Linked DNA regions of Homo sapiens: region 2 is linked to region 1. Evidence: chromatin loops called from intact Hi-C (ENCODE). Cell type or tissue: endothelial cell of umbilical vein. All regions are shown on one strand. Each heading gives the region's core, and the rest is flanking DNA. Links, peaks and the distances in the headings are about the cores only. Region 1 overlaps CPVL (carboxypeptidase vitellogenic like). Region 2 overlaps CHN2 (chimerin 2).

What was found. Hi-C counts contacts between places; a loop is a spot of excess contacts. Peaks named below come from ENCODE experiments on the same cell type or tissue, not always from the same donor. Only the 100,000 strongest peaks of a DNase experiment are listed, where the experiment ranks them.
Region 2: it touches region 1 in a loop (4-fold over the local background); 3 of 110 quality-filtered maps call a loop at or near these places.

The regions. Positions count from the first base shown.
Region 1 is chr7:29,109,957-29,116,847 of GRCh38, reverse strand. CPVL (carboxypeptidase vitellogenic like) reads left to right here. Exons shown (of 13, transcript NM_031311.5): 3 at 4,026-4,144. Among named protein-coding and RNA genes, the nearest start is that of CPVL-AS1, 33 kb to the right of the region's middle. In endothelial cell of umbilical vein, for the core only: a CTCF peak has its summit at 2,805 (motif pointing left); a DNase peak (open chromatin) is centred at 2,887; H3K27me3 peaks cover 75 bases.
Region 2 is chr7:29,305,568-29,312,458 of GRCh38, reverse strand. The region is part of intron 1 of CHN2 (chimerin 2); the gene reads right to left. Among named protein-coding and RNA genes, the nearest start is that of CHN2-AS1, 100 kb to the right of the region's middle. RefSeq lists an enhancer at 2,059-2,627. In endothelial cell of umbilical vein, for the core only: a CTCF peak has its summit at 2,977 (motif pointing right); no DNase peak of the experiment used is centred there; H3K27me3 peaks cover 389 bases.

The DNA of each region.
Region 1 (6,891 bases), core at 838-5,837:
CTCATTTAGCTGGCTTAGTTTTATGTAATTGTAATTGCATGTTTACTTTCTCTGAAGCTAGAATAAATCTTTACTCCCTGAAACAAAATGAAGTAGGAGGCACATTTTAGCTTGTTTATAAACACTGCATTTTCACACTTTAAAGACTATTTTACTGGTAGGTCCTAATTTATTGTTACTTATGATCTGATAATGTCTGTCCACACTGGTGATAACTTGAGTGTTTGTGAATCTGGCATGCATGCTGATTAGCTGGTTCAAGCCCTTTGTTGGTCACATTCCAATGTTTTTGAAAGTGTTAATATCACAAACATTGGTTGCAGCAGTAAAAAACAAGGAGGAAGTAAAATCACTTCAAAGAAAACCTTTTCCTTTTTAAAACTGTTCTAAACATTTGTATTGTGAGTCATGGTGCTGGAAAGATAGAAACTCCTCCATCTTGGGAGTTTGTTTTCCACATTCCATTAATAGAAGGATGCACAGGACATTTGAAAATATAAAAAGTCATTTTAGTTGATGACATTTTAAATTATTTTACTGGGATTTAGTTAGTGGAAATTTAAAATTTGAAACAGGGCAAAACTTTTTTTATGGGCTAGAGAAAAGTTCTAAATTTCTTAAGATCTTTTAGCAAGGTCTGCCTTAGGAGGTTTTTGTAGAAATAAGCCAATCTTGGTGCCTTGTCAGTAGGGCTTGTTTTAGTTCATTCATTTATTGACTTGTTCATCCATTCATTTGTTAACATTCATTCATTAAAAAGTATTTATTGAATGTCTTAGGTGTGTAAGTCAGCATGCCGAGTCCCAAGGTATGCAAAGTTAAATAACACAAATTCCCCACTTTCCAACCTCCTGACCTAGGAGGGAAGGTCTGAAACATACTCAAGTAAAAGGTAGTAGAGAAGCTACTTTGGCATCCTCAGGAAGGGAGGGATGAGTGAACATCTGAATCATTTGAGAGCAGTCTGTGGACCCTGTGTGGTGCTGGTCTTGGGAGAGATAGATTGATTGAATCATCCTTTCCTCTGTTCCATTCCCTCCAGCTCCTTTCTATTATATATTTTCTCTTTTTCTCATTATACTTTGACCTTTCTCATTTTTGTGTTGTCTTTCTCAAATCCTCTTCTTCCCATTTACCTCTCTGTGGTCCACATCTCACTCATTTCCAATCCACAGTTTTTACTTCTCTACTCTCCTTTTTTTTTTTGGGAGGCAGGGGGTGGTATCTGTTTGATTTTGAGAAGATTAATAGTTTTGCTAAAAATATTTCAAAAGCATTTTAAAGGCTGCCCAGCCCTGGGGGGTGATCTTTCTCTGGGCTAATTAAGAGTGGAAGTGAAGAAAGGGAGAAGAAAAACGACAGATGGCGGGAAGAGTGGGAGGGGAGGAGTGGCAAAAACCACTTTCCCCAAACACCTCCCTTTTCTTTCTCATAAGATCCTCACCTCTCTCTCTTTTTCTCTGGCTTTTTTTCTGATGGAGGAGGGATAGACCTCATTGGGAACAGAATGTGAAGACCAACAGAGGTTGCATTAAGCAATCTTCCCTGGGAGAACCAGGCTGAGCCAGAAAAAGGAAATTCTTCTAGACTTCACTTGGAGTGGCCAAAGGCTAATGATAACTTTCCCTTCCAATTGACTGAACCCATATTTTATGTGCAGTGCTAGGCTAAGGGTTCATATGCATTTTTGTTGTTTGATCCTCACAGAAAGCCCAGGATAGCGGAATCAGTATTTATATTTTGCATAAAAGGAAAGAGGCTCAGAGAGATGGAGCAACTTGCTGGGGAGTCCTAATCTAGTTAGGATTCCAAACCCAGGTCTGTCAGGCTAGGAAACCCATGCTCTTCTATTGTGCTAGCCTAACAGGACCCTCAAGGACCACCTGTTGAGACCTTTCTTTTGTCCCCATGACCTCCTCTGCTCAGAGGTGCTCCCTGTTCCTAGTCAGCAGGTGCATTTCACAGACAGCAACAGTAGTTCTGCTCCCTACCTGCCAGCTTCTTTATATAGATTTTACATGTGGGGGCTCTTTTAATCCAGGTGGCCCACAGGCAGTACATCTTCCATAGAGGAGAAACTGAAGAACAGGGAGGTTAAATGCCTGTATGGTGGGTCACCAGCTGGTCTATAGGAGCACTAGGATCAGCAAAGGAACTGTGTGGTCTAGATGAGAGGTTTTCCTTTTGAGAGGCATGCCTATATATATGTTTTTTTTTTGAGACAGGGTCTCGCTGTGTTATCCAGGCTGGAGTGCAGTGGCATGATCATGGCTCACTGCAGCCTTGACCTCCTGGGCTCAAGTGATCCTCCCACCTCAGCCTCCCGAGTTGCTGGGACTACAAGCACTGCCACCATGCTCAGCTAAGAGGCATGCCACTACTTCCCTTCCCACTCCTTGCCACCTGCACCTTCTGACTCACTCTAGTTGAAAGCCCTGGGGGAAGGAACAAACTCTGCAGCCTGACTGCTGTGTTTAATCCCAGCTCTCCTCTACTAGCTGGCAAGTCACTTAACCTCTCTGTGCTTCAGCTTTCTTATCTGTAAAGTGGGAATGAGAACTATACTTCCCACATCATGTAAAGCCCTGGTATTCTGGCCTTGTAAAATAGGAACTAGTGGTCCCAAAACAGCAGTGTGCTGGTAAAAGTTTAGCAACCAGCCCTTGCAGTCAGGACCCTGACTTGTAGCATCTATTCCCTTGAGTGTTAATATTGTCACCTTGGCTTATTTTATCCTGTCAATGTCTCTGAATGCTGAGCTGGGAAAAGATGCTAACAATTAGCCTTCCAGAGCCTAAGGGCTCCACCTACCGTCAAAGGCATCTTTAGTCGATGGCATGTGAGGAGTCAAGCTTCCTGACCTACTAGCCAGTCTCCAACTTAATATGGCTCAGACTTACATCGCTTTTCTTGAGTGACTGGTTCCTACTGGGGACACATTCTTTGTCACCACTAAAGGATTCTTCTTCACCCAAACTTTCCCTTTTACTTCGCCACCACATTCTGCTGTTTTCTGTTCCTTTGCCACTCCCTTCCTGACCACTACTTCCCTTCCCACTCCTTGCCACCTGCACCTTCTGACTCACTCTAGTTGAAAGCCCTGGGGGAAGGAACAAACTCTGCAGCCTGACTGCTGTGTTTAATCCCAGCTCTCCTCTACTAGCTGGCAAGTCACTTAACCTCTCTGTGCTTCAGCTTTCTTATCTGTAAAGTGGGAATGAGAATTATACTTCCCACATCATGTAAAGCCCTGGTATTCTGGCCTTGTAAATGTCAGCTCCTAGTAGCATTCTTTACTCCTGGGCATCCTTGGCTGTCTAAGCATCCCCAATTACTCCTTCCCTGTGCCTGTCCCAATGGTGCCATAAGAACGCCAGGACCCCTGGCCCCCACAACTGCCCCATTGTCCTATTTGGCTCCCCCTGAGTAGCCATGAGGTCACTCCCAGTCTCCCCACTGTCCACCACTGTCCACCTTTCCCCAATGTCCACAGCCACCCACACTCCCATATGCCTCAGCCCACTCCTCTTAGTAGATGTGACAGGCTTTTTGCCTTCATGAAAACAAGAGCGTGAAGGACACAGGCCTTCTCGGGGCGAGGCCGAGAGCTGCTTCACCACATTGTTACTCTTGCACCCCACTGTTTCAGGTCAGGTTACTTTATCCTGCTCCTTTCCATGTGGCCCAAGGTGATCACCTTGGTTTATGCAAGGTGTAATGATAGGAGATTTTCTTTTCTTCTTTTTAAAAGAACTTAAAAAAAACCTTATTACAGCTTATAAAATATATTTGGGCACCCCTCCCCAAAGGCTTAAAACTTTCACATATCCTTGGCTAAATTGTGAACGTGGACTATGTGGGATTGGCCAGGGGCAGGCTGGAATTTGCTGAAGGAACTACCTGTCATACCAGTTCCCTTTTAGCTTATCTAATCACTCCATTTCATCCAGACTGAGATAGATGGCTCACATTTTTGTTGTTATTGTTTTCTGTAATCCTTGGGTAAATTTTTTTTCCCCCACTAGGAAGAGAATTGAGTTTGGTCGGCCCTTTCCCAGGACTGAACATGAAGAGTTATGCCGGCTTCCTCACCGTGAATAAGACTTACAACAGCAACCTCTTCTTCTGGTTCTTCCCAGCTCAGGTAGGTGCCCAACAGAAAGAACACCAGTGTTCAAGACCTGGCTTGCCGTTTGAGGGTAGAAATGTTAGCCTACCGAGCTACAGGTCTTTAAAAAAAAATCTCATAGATTTTTTCTAAAAATAAGATTTTTGTTTTTCTAAAAATAAGCAAACCTGCATGGTGTTCCTATTTATGGGCAGGAAACAAATGTTTTCTGCGGGAGTGGGAAGTGTCCAACTTCTAAATTTCTTGCAGCCTTATTTGGAGTGTTAATACTACCACCTTCTTCCTGCCACAGTCTTCTTCCTATCATTTTGTTGTATTTTTGTTCTAAAAATACTTAGGGCAGGGATGGGTCAGGGGAGCCCAAGGAGGATAGGAAGTAAGGAGATTCCTGAAGTGAACAGGTAATGCGTGGCTAAGTATGTTTATATCTAGTCAGCCATGGCCTTGTATAGCTGCGCTGTCTGTGGACTCCTTCATGCACTCAGTACCCACTTATTGAGCATATTCTGTTCTGTGGGGGCCACAGAGGAGACAGAACTGAACTCAGACTCTATGGATCTTTAGAAGATTGGGAGGATTGCCGATCTAGGAAGGCTTCTGGCAGGAAAGGCCATCACTTTCCCAAATCTCTATAGACAGAGGTGGGTATGTTTTTCTACTTCACCAATCCTATGTAGTTCACCTCTAGATTATGCCATTCTTCTGTATGAACAAGACATTTTTAGCTTAGAGGTGCTGTTGCGGGTATTGCTGGAAGCGCTGAGAAGCAAATCTTATTCCACTGCAGAGTAATTTTCTGTTTTCATCCTCCAAATTGGATTTGTTTTACAGGCTAGAGAAAGCAAAGAAAAAGCTATCCCTATGGAGGGTGTTATTTATATTTTCATGTGATTTGCATATAGCTGGGTTGCATCTGTAGTAACTGAGTAAATTGCTTGGTCCAGGGTGGTTTTCAAGTTACGTTGTTTCTCCTGGTACTATTGAGTTATATTTTCTTGACTTTTCTTTCCTGCTCTCTCAACTACATGGCCTCTGACATAGTTCACCCCAAAGCAGCCTGTGGTGGGATGTGGTCAGGTTGGGGCATGTAAGAAATGGTGAAAAATTCCAGATCCTTTGTCGTTGGGCTCACAGTAGCCGTCAGCCTGTCGTCTTTTCTGGAAGGCTTTCTTGGCCCCTAGAGAGGGCTTCTTATTTCTTCGTCAGTGTTGTGTTGAGTGAGGCAAGTGAGATGCCTAGAGCTTGCAATGCAAGGAGACACTCACCCTGAGGGTCATACAAGTGCAAGGTCAGCACTGGAGCCTGAGCACCCTCCAGTGTCTTGCTTGGTGCCTCCCATAGGTAGAGCCCAACTGGGAGCCAGGTGGAATCGGGTGGTCTAGCCCATAGGGGTCTGCCTAACAGGGCACAGAGCGGGATGGAGGAGAGTGATAATAGGCCTTCCCAGTCTCTTAAACTTTATGCCTTTCAGAAATATTCTGTATGTGTGCATTTTTTATATCATATCTATTGATGTCATTGAATGCAGTCATTTATCTGCAGTAACTTCTTTATATTAGTTTTCTCTTGCTGCTATAACAAATTGCCACAAACTTAATGTCTTAAAACAACGCACATTTTATTTCACAATTCTGCAGATTAGAAGTCTGACACAGGTCTCCCTGGGCTGAAATCAAGGACCAGTAGGGTTGTGGTACTTCTGGAGGCTCTAAGGGAGAATCTCTTTTCTTGCCTCTTGCAGTGTCTAGAGGCTGCTCGCATTCCTTGGCTTATGGTCCCTTCCTCCAGCTTCAAAGCCTGCAAAGGCAGCCTGAGTCCTTCTCACAGCACATAATCTCCATGGTCATGTTTCCTTCTCTGACTCTTGTCTTCTACCTCTGTCTTCTAAAAGGACTCTTATGATGACATTTGGGCCACCTGGATAATCCAGGATAATCTCCCTATTTTAAGGCCAGTTGATTAGCAACTTTAATTCCATCTGCAACCTGAATTCTCTTTTGCCCTCTAACCTAACATATTCTAGGAATTAAGACACTAACATCTTTAGGGAGTTATTATTCTGTACAAAATGGATACTTGAACATTTGCCTAGATTATTGAGTCTCGATATGTTTTCTCTCAGGGATTCTCACATGTTATTGCATACAAGAATTCTCTGACTTCCCCCAGAGATTCTGACTTGTAAATTGGCAGAAGCCAGCAGGTTGCAGAATTACCAAGTGAACCATTCTCTGTGAAACCACTCCAGCCTATGGGCCACTACCCTCTGCCTGAAGCTCCTGGCTGAAAAGTGACCAACACGCCTTTTACCAGAAAGAAATGCCTACAGCAGCCAAACCCAGACAGAGGTGATGTGTTTCCCATGTTGAGGGTTGAAATGAGGGGAGTGAAGAGACCTGTGCAGCCTGTGGAGGTTGGCTTCCCTAATCCAGCTTGCGGATTCTCTAAGAACTGTTAGGACTGCTTCCCCATCTTCTTTCCACTCTAGTCCTCCTCCCCCACTCTAGCTGGAGAACTCCAATTCCTTACTTTCCCTTCTGCTTTGTTACTTGTTTTTGACACCAGTCAGTTCCTTGTTACCCTCTGAATGTTGAGTCTTCTTTGGTAATGATCCAGATTTGTAAAAACAGGAACTAAGGGTGAGAGAAGAGATCAGATGGAAACAAAGCAAAAACCCAGTTTTTTTCTTTCTCAGGTTGCCTCTGGGCAGGTGAACAGCTATGTCTAGAATGTAGGTGGTGCTTTGGCACCGTAAACCTGTT
Region 2 (6,891 bases), core at 940-5,939, 200 kb before region 1:
ACACACACTTTGGTCAGATTAATTCCTCTCCATTTTACCTACAGTTTGAAAGAGAAAATCACATTGTGCTTGATGAGTTTTGATCAACTGTTCAAAAAAACATATTTGGCAAGGTTCAGGGGAACGGAAATTAAGAAGCAAGGGAGGGAGAGAATGAGGTAGGAAGAAGCAGGAGGGATTGAGATGGTTTCTCAAGAGAACAGGTGGAGCAAAGCAGAAAAAAAGTGGAAAAGATAAGCAAGAAAGAAGAGCATGAAGAAATGAGAAATGTAATGCCATTTCAAAAAACTGTTTTCAAACCATTGAGAAGCAACAGGCAGTCATGATTCGACCACTGACAGCTCGCTTATATGTGACCAGTTACAGAGCTCTGATATGACAAATGAAGGATTTGTATTAATTTCCAGTACTGTAGTTGCCTCAAATCATACCCAAAATTTAAAAGAAGAGAACTAGAGAAGCATGGATACAGGAGTAAAAATGTCATCTAAATATTACCTCAATCATTTACCTAACTTGCCCTTGACATGTTCTTCTAGAATCTAAGTCACCCCCCTCCTCCATTATTGAGGGCAAGACTCTTGATCTGTTTTCTTGCTTATTTATTTCAGGTGGGTGCTTAAAACAATGCCTGACACATGGCAGATGCTGAGTAAATACTCGTTGCCTAAATAGCCATTCAATCAGTGTTTATTATGAGATTCCTACATGCCAGCCCCTGGGCTTGGCACCAAAAAAATACAGATAAATTTAACACATGATCCCCCCTCTACAATGTGGTAGGGGAAGAGAGACAAGTGAAAGACCTTAGAAATATGAGAAGCAGCAGCAGATATATATGCTCAGCATAGAGATGCTGGAGCCACACTGCCTGTGTTTGAACCTGAATCTTATTAGTCCCTATCTGTGATGTCTTTGCAAGTTGCTTAGCCTCTTTGTGCCTCAGTTTTCTCATCCGTGAAGTGGGGCTATGATCCTCACAGGGATACAGCCAGGATACGGGAGAAATATAAAGTACCTGGCACAAAGTAAGTGTCAGGAAGCGCAGTAGAGATTAAAAGGTTCTGTGAGAGGATTCAGAACAAAGAGTGAGGCATAAAGAAGGATCAGTTCTGGAGACAAAAGTGGGGACTGCCAGGAAAGACTCCAAGAGAACACGTGGCCCTTGAACCTCTTAAGATGGATCACATTTGCCAGGTTGTCGGTGACAGGAAGGACAATGGAACGGTGTAAGTGAAAGCCAGGAGGCAGGGAGTCCCATCAACAGGTGACAAAGGCAGGGGCAGGGAGAATATGATGGAGGGACTGGATACAAGAGATGCTAACAAGGCTGAATCTACAATGAATCTACAAGGCTCGGAGACTTATTAAGTGTGCAGTAGGAAGGGAAAACATCTGTACTGAGGACAGACAGAAAAGCAGGTTATGGGGCTTTTTAAATTGCACATTAATGACTTGTTTTGTTGTTTAAGAATTCTTTCAATAGTTTTCTTTTTAATAAACAAGTAATTATTTGGAGAATTTAGTCAATGTCATAAACTGAATGCTTGCATCCCCCTAAAATTCTTATGTTGAAATCCTAACCTCCAATGTGATGGTGTCAGAAGGAGGGGCTTTTGGGAGATGATTAGGTCATGAGGGTGGAGCCCCCAGAAATGGGATTAGTGCCATCTAGAAGAGACTCTGGAGAACCACCTTCCTCCTCCCACCATGTGAGGACACAGTGAGGACACAGGCCCTGTTTATGAATCAGGAAATGGGTTTTCACCAGACACCAAACCTGTAAGAAACAAATTTCTGTTGTTTATAAGCCACCCACTCTGTGATGTTTTTGTTATAGCAGCCCAAATGAACTAAGACAGTCATCTAATTTTTAAAATACCATTTTAGAATTTTATATCACCTTTCAAAACAAATATGTATTAAATACAGAAAATTTGGGAACTACCGTTGGGCACTAAGAATAAAACAACAATCACTCATAATCCCATTTACTGAACTAAGCATCCCGTTTCAATCTTTATATTTTCCATTGTTTATATTTGTATACATTTTAATTGCAAATACAGGATCATATGGTACCCACTGTTTTGCAGCTTGATTTTTAAAAATTAAACATGAATGTGATTATATTCATTCAATATTCTTCTACATGTTCAATTTTAATGGCTTCAAGTATTCCACTCTATGGATGTATCATAATTTATTTTTATCTCCTCCCTTATGTGAATGTATAAGTTGTTTCCAGTTTTTTTTCTATTACTGAACATTCCTGTTGATACATCTTTGTCCACATACTTGATTTTAGTGTTCATTTTAATGTATTTTATCCGTGTAACCATGTTGAAGTAAGGGAAAGTAAGTTAAATGTAGTTTATTGTACTCTTCACAAGAATTAATCCAGCCACAGCTTCTTGGTCCCCCCACCTAGGAAATGCCATGTGCCTGCCCCATGAGAGACAGAACAAGGTGGGAGAGGCCCATTTGAGGCAGGGAGTCCTGCCTGGCCAGTGCTTCCAGGGTACAGGCACTTGGGCCCCTTCAGCAGCATTCCCCAGACCCTAGACAACCTGGATCCATGTAACAGCCACAGCAGGGCCCATGAGCCCGCGAGGTCTCCACCCTCACCTGCAGGAGATGAGGCAGCAACCAGCCTGCGTGGCAAAGTGGCCCAGCACCTCCCTTGGAGCCCTACTCAGAAAATGGGAGGAGAAGCACATTTGGTGGCAAGGCCAGAACCTATTCCCATCAGCTCCTTGATCTTCGTGAATCAACAGAAGAAAACACAAACTCCCGAAGTTACGCAACTGGATTTGATTATGCATCATTTATTTCCTTGGGTTAGGCATTCCACTTCTCAGACTGCCACATGCCACTAGCTCATGCTAAGCCAGAAAGGACAATGACAATGGGAAAGAAAAGGAGAAGCAAAATTAGAAAACTCCTTCATCTGAGGTGGCATGCTCCCACCACCGGGGGCCACTGTGAATATATTAATAGGAACAGGTGGTAGGAGGAGAGGAGCCAAATGCTTTGTCCTCTATGAGTGGAGAAGGGAAGGGTGGGGGAAGAGTTAGGATGGTATCTGAAAGGGTCTACACTTTCTCAGAAATACAAGAGCAGAATTAATCAACCCAAATAAGGAGAGCACTGCTACTCTCAGGCTGCTCATCTGGAAGACTGGACTCAAATTCTACAACCCAAAGAGCGGTGACTTTCCAAACACTTTTTGAACCGTAGGCCAAAGTCCTTTATTTCTAAAAACAAAAACAAAAACAAAAAAAAAGCTTTTGGCTGCTTCTTGAAATTTATTCTTGTAAAAGACTATGACCTATTTATTCTGTCCTTGCTATAATAGTGGATACCCTCTAGACAAGGTCTATGCTTTCCATTCATTCACTTGTTGGGTCATTCATTCATCATCCATTCATCACATACTAATAAACTATTCTTGGTGGGTAATCTACTCTGTGCAAGATGTTGCATTGCCAGGTTTGTGCACATAGTAGTGAGCAAAACAGACATGTTCCTATCCTCACACCCTTCTGGTCTTGGAGAGGAACACAATTAACAAAGAAGCCAAAAAATTATTGAGTATAAAGTGCAATGGAGGAACTAAATAAGGTGTTTTCATAGAGGCTAATGAGACAGATCTGCTTAGCACGGTTATAAGAGGCATCTCTGAGGAAGGGCAGAACAGGGCTATTATCCACCCAACTACTGAATTTTCCTCCTGGGCACACAGGAAGACTACATGCCCAGCCCTTCACATCCAGGTGAGGCCATATGGAATGTGGCCCAGGTGATGTTCATTCCAGGCCCAGCCCACACAATCCTCCACGCATTCCTTGCTCCTCAGCAGGTGACTGCAGAGATCCTGCTAAGGATTCCGAGAAGGCACCGGGGGAAAGAGAGGTCACAAGCTGGAATGGTTGGTGGCTGTGTGGAACAAAGCAGAATCCCAATTCCTATCCCAACACACACACACACACACACCCCAACCACCTTGCACTGTGACGTGAGGGACACGTGCTTTATTGTTTTAAACCACTAGGATATTGGGTTGTAAGTGATAGCACTTAGACTCTTCTGACTAACAGAGGAGGAAGGGTTAAGCTAAGGCCTAAAAGATGGGAAGAAGCCGGTTCTTGGAAGATCTGGAATAAGGGTATTCAAGGCAGAGGAAACAGCATGAGCCAAGGGCCCACGGCAGGAAGTCTGAGGAATGGAAAGACAGCTGGAGGAGTGGGAGCTGAGAGAGTGCAGCGTAACATAAGGTAAGGCTGGAAAGACAGGAAGGAGAGAAAAAGCAGGAGCTTGTAGACAACAATTAGAGTTTGGATTTATTCTACATTCTCCATACTTTTCCAACTCCTTTGACACAGTTATTTGTATGCCGAGATACCCAGTAGACACTATTAGCTGATTTATTTAAAATGACCAAAAATCCAGAAAGATGCAGTGCTAAATGCATTAGTTTTCTACTGCTGCTTTAATAGATTAGCACAAACTCAGTGGCTTAAAAAAACAAGAATTTAATATCTTGAATTATGGAAGTCAAAAATTCAAAATAGGTCTCATTAGGCTCAAATCAAGGTGTTTTCTGGGCTGGGTTCTTTCTGAGCAACATCACCTGGGCCACATTCCACATGGCCCCAATTGGATGTGAAGGGCTGGGCATGCAGACTTCCTGTGTGCCCAGGAGGCAAATTCAACAGCTGGGTGGAGACGCTAAGGAAGAATCTATTTTGTCCACCTTCCTTGACTCCTGGTCCCTTCCTCTCTTTTTCAAAACCCAGCAGCAGAGCATCCTTCAATGACTCTCTGACTCTCACACTCTACTTTGCCTTAAATGGGCTCTTGTGATTACACTTGGCCCACTCGGATAATCCAGGGTAATTTGCCCATCTCAATCAAGGTCACCTGGTTAGCAATCTTACTTCATCTGAAATCTTAATTCCCACTTGACATGTAACAACATATTCACAGGGTCCAGACATTAGAACAGAGACATGTTTGCAGGGACCATTATTCGGTTCACCACAGTAGGAATACCATTACTTGTAAATTGATGTTGACTAATCATACTCACCAACCTTGTAACTCATAGACTCCTTTTATTCTTTCCCTTCAAACTGGATGATTTGAAAGATCTGATCTCCAAAACAAACTGAACTTATTATGTAGTTACTGATAGATAATTATTCCATTAGCTTTTTTATTAGGCTTTTAAAAATGTATAAAAGAGGCTGCAGACCCCTCAAAACATCTGAAGTGATTGTAAGTTGGGAACCATTAGATTTACAGACAACTGAGCTTCTCAAATCTCAGTTCCCTTGGTCTGGTTAAATGATTTAGCTGAAGGCGAATCAGCGAACACTGATAGGATATATCCAGGCACATCTCTTTCCTGCTGTCCCCAAAATGAGAGATTACGGATGTCCTCTTGAAAATGTCACCATAAGAAAATCATACTCTTAAGAGGAAGGAGGCTTGGACGTTACTAGTCACATCTTTAACGCTGAGAGCTAATTATTCCACATGCTTCACACCACTGGATGGAAACACTCATTATTGTGTTAGAGGACAGGAATCTGGCAATTCTGCAGAATGCAAATCACCCAAAGCCATTCCACTCAAGCTGGCCTGATTAAGTTTGCTGTCAGCCCTCAAGGATGCTAACAAAGCTACTGGGACAGGAGGGAGTTCACGGCAATTCTTACATACTGATTACACTGGATTAAGTGATTTGCTACATTTAAATAATAAACAATACACTTGAAAAATCACCTTGAACACAAGATTCCCTGGACATTTGTTCCTGGGGATGAATGTGTCACAGGGCAAGGATATAACAGTTCATTCAGCATGTGCTCTATCGCCTTGGGCTTTAACACCCAGGGTCCCCCTTTCCTGCCACAGCCCCTCCTCTCAGTTTATACTCATCTTCTGACCAATCAGCACTCTCTTAAGTGACACCTCACAAAGGAATTTTGCCTTCCCATCACATCTCTTCTACATTTGCTGCTTTGTGAATCCTCTATTATTTATTAAACAAGCAACTCAATCAGTGCGTTCCTCCTTTCTTTTGCATGATGCCAGTACCTCCATTTTCAGAGATACCAATAATTAACTTCCTAGCAAATGCTTACCTTGACTGCAGTTTTTAATCTTCAGATATCCTCCCAGGAAACTGATAAGGCAATAGAATGCTTTCAAGTCTGCTTCTTAAGACACCACCAGTTTAGGGACCAAAGATTTATTGACTTACACAGTGCGCTATTGAGTAAATCAATGAATAATCACATACCAGCTTCCATAACAAATCCTAAATAGGCCCTAACTTATGACGGGACAGAAAGTAAAATTATGGTATTGGGAACATCCTGAGATACTTGTCTGACAACGATTGTGCATTTGGCCCACAATCTTCACTGCTTCTCCTTTAGCTATACCATTCCAGCAGAGCTAGAAGTGAGCATTCTAGATATGAAACACAGAAATCTAATATAGTAATAAAGATTCAAGTAAGCATGTGTCTAAGTTTGGATGGGGAAAAGGAGAGGGAAAGAGGAAGGGGTTGGAGGGGTAGAAAGAGGGGAGAAAGAGAGAAAGGAAAAGGAGGAGGAGGAGGAGGAGAAAGACGAGGAGGAAGGAACGGGAGGATGGAGGGGAGGAGAAGGGAGGAGAGGGAAGAAAGATTTACATATGAAATAGATGCACATTCTTTTTCAGAAGAGTAAAATTTGGGCCCAAAGAGTTAGCTTCTGGGCAGCCAGTGTGGCTTTCTACACAAGTAAACTTTATCAGGCTTTTCATTCTGCGCAATGCCAATCAAATAGCTAACTCTACAATTGCTTTGATTACTAGTCTCTAAAAATTATCCAGCTA